Regions from separate parts of the Homo sapiens genome. Here region 2 is linked to region 1. A link is a contact called in ENCODE Hi-C or POLR2A ChIA-PET data. All regions are on one chromosome and are shown on one strand. The core of a region is the stretch at or near the end of the contact, and the rest is flanking DNA. Distances in the headings are between cores, read along the strand shown.

Evidence for each region. A loop is a pair of places that touch in the nucleus more often than their neighbours do. ChIA-PET counts read pairs that join two places held with the same protein, here RNA polymerase II (POLR2A). Pooled maps may share reads with other maps.
Region 2: a map of K562 shows a loop between it and region 1 (10-fold over the local background). The contact joins the promoter of SLC27A4 here to the promoter of FBXW2 in region 1. A Hi-C loop is called at or near these places in 2 of 168 maps with a recorded cell type or tissue (both K562) and 1 of 50 pooled maps. POLR2A ChIA-PET finds 5 or more read pairs at or near these places in 1 of 52 experiments (K562).

The regions. Positions count from the first base shown.
Region 1 is chr9:120,791,899-120,795,025 of GRCh38, reverse strand. It overlaps FBXW2 (F-box and WD repeat domain containing 2), which reads left to right and starts at 1,610. Exons shown (of 8, transcript NM_012164.4): 1 at 1,610-1,672; 2 at 1,769-1,877. It overlaps B3GALT9 (beta-1,3-galactosyltransferase 9), which reads right to left and starts at 1,559. Exons shown (of 3, transcript NM_001386823.1): 1 at 1,104-1,559. RefSeq lists enhancers at 597-686, 1,117-1,216, 1,279-1,909.
Region 2 is chr9:128,338,856-128,341,982 of GRCh38, reverse strand. SLC27A4 (solute carrier family 27 member 4) reads right to left here and starts at 1,456. Exons shown (of 13, transcript NM_005094.4): 1 at 1,145-1,456. It overlaps TRR-TCT3-1 (tRNA-Arg (anticodon TCT) 3-1), which reads left to right and starts at 1,817; the gene lies at 1,817-1,907. RefSeq lists an enhancer at 114-293 and silencers at 930-1,329, 1,400-1,809, 1,438-2,079.

The DNA.
Region 1 (3,127 bases), core at 361-2,860:
AATGAAGTCAGGATGCTTGGAACCTTGGCCATGCTCTACCATCTACTGGATATGTGTCTCTCTTATTGTCTATATTATTGGACTGTGCTATCAAGCATGGTAGCCATTAGCCTCATGTGGCTATTAAATTAAAATTAAATAAAATTAAGAATTTAGTTCATTTACATCAGGTACTTTTCAAATGTTCAGTAGCCACAAGAGACTAGTGACTGCCTTATTGGACAGCACCAACAGAACAACTCCATCACTGGCAAAAAGCTTATTGGACAGTGTTGGTATAAGATGTATGTGAATGTGCGTGTATGCATGTATGGCTTAGGAACCCTTACAGAGAAACAAGGATAACTTGTGCGCTGGGCATTGTGGTTCACCCCTGTAATCCCAGCACTTTTTGGGAGGCCCAGGCAGGTGGATCACTTGAGCCTAGGAGTTCAAGACCAGCCTGGGTAACATAGCGAAACCCTGACTCTACAAAAATACACACACACACACACACACACACACACACACACACACACAACTAGCTGGGCATGGTGACACGCGCCTGTGGTCCCTTCTACTCAGGAGGCTGAGGTGGGAGGATCGCTTGAGCCTGGAGAAGTCGAGGCTGCAGTGAGCCAAGATCGTGTCACTGTACTCCAGCCTGGGCGACAGAGTGATACGTTGCCTCAAAAAAAAAAAAAGGATAACTTGTGCTCTGAAGTCGGTTTGGGTTGAAATCCTATGACAGCCATTTACTATGACCTTAGGCAAGATGCCTAAACCTCTTTTGATTTCAGTTTCCCCATCTCTAAAAAGGGGCCTAATAATAGTTACTAGCTTGTGGGGTTGTTGTGGGAACTGAGTGAGATGGTACACAAAAAATGTTGAGAAAGAGTGCGTGGGATTTTTTAGCTCAGTTTTAGTTCTTGACGCCAAAAGGTTTGCATGCTTCATTTCCTTCAATCCTCAGAGCCTTCGGATGGGGACCTCACTATAATTGCTATGCAGATGAAGCAAAGTCTGAGAGGTTAAGTAACCGGGCCACAGCCAGAGTGTAAACGTTGTGATTCATTCAAATCTACATCACTTGACTGTCTCTTTTCATTCAACAACCTCCTTACCTTGCTTTATTTTTCTCCTTTGCACGAGCCTTAGTTTATCTGTCTTCCTCCTCCTAATAGATGTAAGGCCCAGGCGGTCAGGGGCTTTTGCGTTTTTTGTTCACTAACCCTATCCCCTAGAACAGCGTTCGGGATAAAGAGGTGCCCAACAGGTTGTATGAATTTGGACACGTCTCTTAACTTCTCTAAGCCACAGCTCCCTCTCCTCCGTAAAATGAGGATAATAAGAAAAACTACTGCAGAGCTGGTGCAAGATCAGATTGGAGGAGGGACATAAGCGCGCTGTGCAAACCTGGATGTACGGTACGAAAGGAACCTCCGTTCTAGGTTGCACCCAGCCTAAGCACCGTGAGGGCCGCGCGGCACGCGTTCAGCTTCCCGGGACGCTCTTCTCCCCACCCCTACTCCCGGCCTCCAGCCTCCCACCACCCACCTCCGGGCGGGGACCGGAAGTGCAGCCGCTTCCGCCGGGAGCCGCGGAGCTGAGGGACGCGCGGAGATGACGCAGGCAGCACCGGAAGCCGCTCCCCTGTGAGGCTGCGGACCGGGAGCAGCGGCCGCAGGTCCGGGTCTGTATGCGAGGCGGGGCCGGTCGGGGAGGGGACTCTTAGGCGCCCGCGGCTCTGCTGACCCGCCGCGCCTTGGCTGTTTTTCTTTCCCTGCAGGCGCCATGGCTGCGGAGCGGACCCGGCCGCTGCAAGGCTCTGGCGGTCCGAGCGTGCCTAGTAGCTGTGAACCCGGCGCGAGGTCCCGGGCCCCGGGGCGCTCGCTCAGGTCAGTGCCGCGCGGAACACGATTCCGAGAGCAAGGGACCTGGGAGCAACGAATGGGTTGATGGGATCTGGATTTTAGAGACGGGAAAACAGGGTTTTGGAGTTACTGCCTCCTACTGCCTCCATTTCCTTAGCTGCGAAATGAGTTAACAGTGATGTCCCAGGGCTACCAAACGTTTGAAAGACGATGAAGTGTGATGAGGTGGTTTATGAAGTACAAAGCGCTATACTGCGCCATAATTGTGGGTATGCCATGAAAACAGGTGTGTATGTGGGGTGCTGCTTGAAGTAAAGCAAAGATAACAATATTAATGCTAAGTAATAATGGTAACTGACATTTACTGTAGGCTTACAGCGTGCCGAGTACTGTGCTAAACGCTTTACTTGCACTGTCTTGTTTAACCCTCATAAAAACCCTTGTAGGTAATGCTCTTGGCTGTATTTTACAAGTGAGGAAACAGGGCATGAGACAGGTGAAGTGATTTGCCCAAGGTCACCCAGCAACAAGTGGAGTTGCAGAACACATATTTTATAAACATTATTTGTATTCTTTCAAAGCTTTAAAAAAATTCACCTTAAAACTAAAGGCTATTTTTTGATAGTATATTATACTTAACATGGTTTTCAGTTTTAAAAGGTATACAATAAAAAGGGACCCCTCATTCCTATTCTGCAGCTCTCCAGTTCTCTCTGGAGGCAACCAGGGTTATCAGTTTCTTGAATATTCAGAATACATTTTATGCATATGTAAGTTTATAGGTGTGTATACATTTTCAGCGCCTCTGTGCTCTTTGTTTGATAAGAAAAGGGGGAAATGAAGCCTCCTTCCCTCTACCACTAACAATTATGTTGCTTTCACTCTTGACTAGGCCAGGTTCTGATAGAGGAGGAGGGGAAAACACATTTACACTGTTTTCCAGAAGGTCCTGTCTCTAATACCTCTGAGTATAGGTTTTGGGAGAATGGGTACTGGGCAAAATATTGAGCCTGCTACTTCCTGTGCCATTCTGGGAAGGCCACTCCACTTCTTGAGCCGTAAATTTCCTCATTAATGTTAGTTAAGGGCGGCATTACTGATACCTTCCATGAGGTTATGAAGATGAAATGAGATAATGTTTACCAGTGGTACTTTTTCTTTAAAACCAATATAAATATGTGAGTTGCCTAGGTAACATAGGGAGTTAATGGCAGAACCTGAGACCAAACCCAGGCTCTCATTTTCCAATTTAGGAGTCTTTTTGTTGCATGACC
Region 2 (3,127 bases), core at 207-2,706, 7.5 Mb before region 1:
GGCGGATCATGACGTCAGGAGTTCGAGACCACCCTGACCAAGATGGTGAAACCCTGTCTCTACTAAAAATACAAAAATTAGCCAGGCATGGTGGCACACACCTGTAACCCCAGCTACTCAGGAGGCTGAGGCAGAAGAATTGCTTGAACCCGGGAGGCGGAGGTTCCATTGAGCCGAGATTGTGCCACTGCACTCCAGCCTGGGAGACAGAGCGAGACTCCGTCTCAAAAAAAGAAAAAAAAAGTCTCTGGCTCGACTCCCCACCCAGAACCCAGGGAGGTTCTGTGGATGACCAGGCCAAGTCAAAGGGGCAGCTCCCTGGAAAAGGAGCCCTGCTTGGTCCCTGCCCATAGACTCAGGTATCGCAGTGCGTCTGTTGGTCTATAGAGGGCGACCCAGAAAACGAGTTAGAGCCTGGAAGTGCTTGAAAGGTGACCGCCCAGGGGGCAAAGCTGATTGAGGGAGGCGAGGAGGACCTTGAAGACACCACCACCCATCACACAGACACACACAGCCACTCGGATGAATCTTTGGGGTCTAGGGCTTAGGGGAAGGCGAATGACTTGACTGTGCTTCAGGGGCTGGGTTGAGCTAGGACTCTTGGGTTCTATTCCTGGAGCTTTGAGGACTCGATCAAGGGGACATCTGATGGGACTGTTTTTCTCCGAGTTTTCCTGTTCTTGGGAGTAGATGAAGGTCACAAATGTGAAATGGCCTGAGAGCCTCCAAGCCAGGAAAAGGGAATGGTCTGGACCACAAGAAGCCCTGGGAGACCATCTCCCCCTCCCCCTCGCGAAAAGCAAAAGCCGGGGGCGGGGGAACTGAACCAGAGTCCTCAACCCCAACGCCAGGGTCCAGGGTCCTCAGATCTCTGGCCTCCCATAGCCCGCCATAGCAGAGGGGCAGGAACCTGTCCTGGAAGGCTGGGGCAAGAAGAGGCCAGAAGAGGGTGACTAGTTCCCTCGGGCCCCTGTCCCGGGTCACGCGTGCCGCCCTCGCCCCTAGACAGCAAGGTAACAGTGCGTCTGTCGGGGAAATAGCGCCGCAGGGCGCGCCCCCCACCTGGGGTCCGCACCGCCACCTCGCCCGACTCGGCCTGGCACATGTCCCCACCCGGGAACCCACCAGCCCGGTCTATGCTCACCCGGCGTCGGCTCCGCCGCGCGGCGCCCCGTCCAGATGCGGCCCGGTTGCAGCAGCGTAGACAGCGTGAGGGGCATTAGCCGCCCCTGGACGCACGGAGCCGGGTCTCAGCAGGGTTTAGCCGGCTCTGCGCCCTGCATGGCCCGGCCGCCCCGCCAGCCCCGCCCGCCGCCCGGCCCCGCCCGCCGCGCTCCTACCCCGCCCGCCTCCCGCACCCCAAACCTGCTGTGCCAGGCCGCAGCACCGCCTGCCGCACCTTCCCCGAAGCCGGCAAGCCACAGAGCCGGCGGCGCAGCGCAGCCCCAGCGCGCCTGACGCCGCTCGGCCCCAGCCCGCCCTGCTCGCGCAACGGCTTCGGGCGGCGCCGCCGCGCGGCACGCTGGGAGTTGTAGTCCACGCCGCGCGGCCCCACCCAGCCGAGGAGACCCCCGAGTCCGCGAGGAGACAGGCGGGCTTCACCCCGGCCCTTCCTCCCTGCCGACCCCGGCCCTTGCCCCCTGCTGTCCCCAGCGCCCGGATGTAGGAAGAGCACCCCAGTCCACACCACAGCCGAAAACCCGGAGCACGCTCTCGGGCCCCGGCCGAGTTCAGCAAACACCCAGCACCACACCTAGAAGCTCGCTAAGAGGGCGGTTTCAGGCAGAGGTGAGCGGGGCGGCCGGGTTCCGCAGCCGGCTCTGTGGCGCAATGGATAGCGCATTGGACTTCTAGCTGAGCCTAGTGTGGTCATTCAAAGGTTGTGGGTTCGAGTCCCACCAGAGTCGAATTTTGATGGCTCCTACTCCCTGACTTTCACCTGCGTGTTTTAAGGACTCCAGGACCTATCTAACAAATAAGGTTCAGAACGAAAATCATAAGTCACACCCAACTTTGCTGCGACACAGCCATAAACCTGGTGTCTAGGTGACTACGAGAAATCCTTTCTCGTACCATGGTGTCTTGTGAGCAGCCTGGCACACCTGTTGGCACAAAGGACACGGATTTGGAGGCCCTTAGTTAACTTCACCATCTATGATCTCTGGTCCCTGCAACAAATCAGTTAACCTATATTTGTCATGCCACCCTTATTTGTCATGCCACCTCCAGAGCCATAGGCGAGTGGCCAGATTCTCGGCCCTGTTGGGACTCTTGGCCTCTGAAAAATTGGTTTCTTGTTAAGTAACCATGTTGGGCATCCACAGTTGCCACTTGTCCTTAAACATTAATAGATCCCTGGGAGGCTGAGGCAGGAGAATTGCTTGAACCTGGGAGGCGGAAGTCGCAGTAAGCCGAGGTTGCGCCACTGCACTCCAGCCTGGGCGACAGAGCAAGTCTCCATCTCAAAAAAAAAAAAAAAAAAAAAAAAAAAAAAGATTCTGGGACTGGCGTGGTGGCTCAAGCTTGTAATCCCAGCACTTTTGGAGGCTGAGGCAGGAGGATCACTTCAGCCAGGAGTTCAAGACCAGCCTGGGCAACATAGTGAGACTCTGCCTCTACAGGAAAAAAAAAAAAATTAGCCAGGTAGCTCTTGCTTGTACTCCCAGCTACTCAGGAAGATGAGGTGGGAGGATTGCTTGAGCTCTGGAACTTGGGGCTGCAGTGAGCTGTGATTGCACCACTAAACTCCACCCTGGGCAACAAAGTAAGACCGTGTCTCAAAAAATAAAAATAAGCTGGGCACAGTGGCTCATGCCTGTAATCCCAGCACTTTGGGAGGTTGAGGTGGGCAGATCACATGACGTCAGGAGTTCGAGACCAGTCTGGCCAACAGGGCGAAACCCTGTCTCTATTAAAAATACAAAACTTAGCCGAGCGTGGTGGTGCACGTCTGTAATCCTAGCTACTCAGGAGCTGAGGCAAGAGAATCACTGAACCCGGGAGGCAAAGGTTGCAGTGAGCCGAGATTGGGCCACTGCACTCCAGCCTGAGCAACAGAGCAGTGAGAGCCTGTCTCAGAAAACTAATAATAATAAAAATAAAGATGAAATTTTGGTCTGATAAGGAT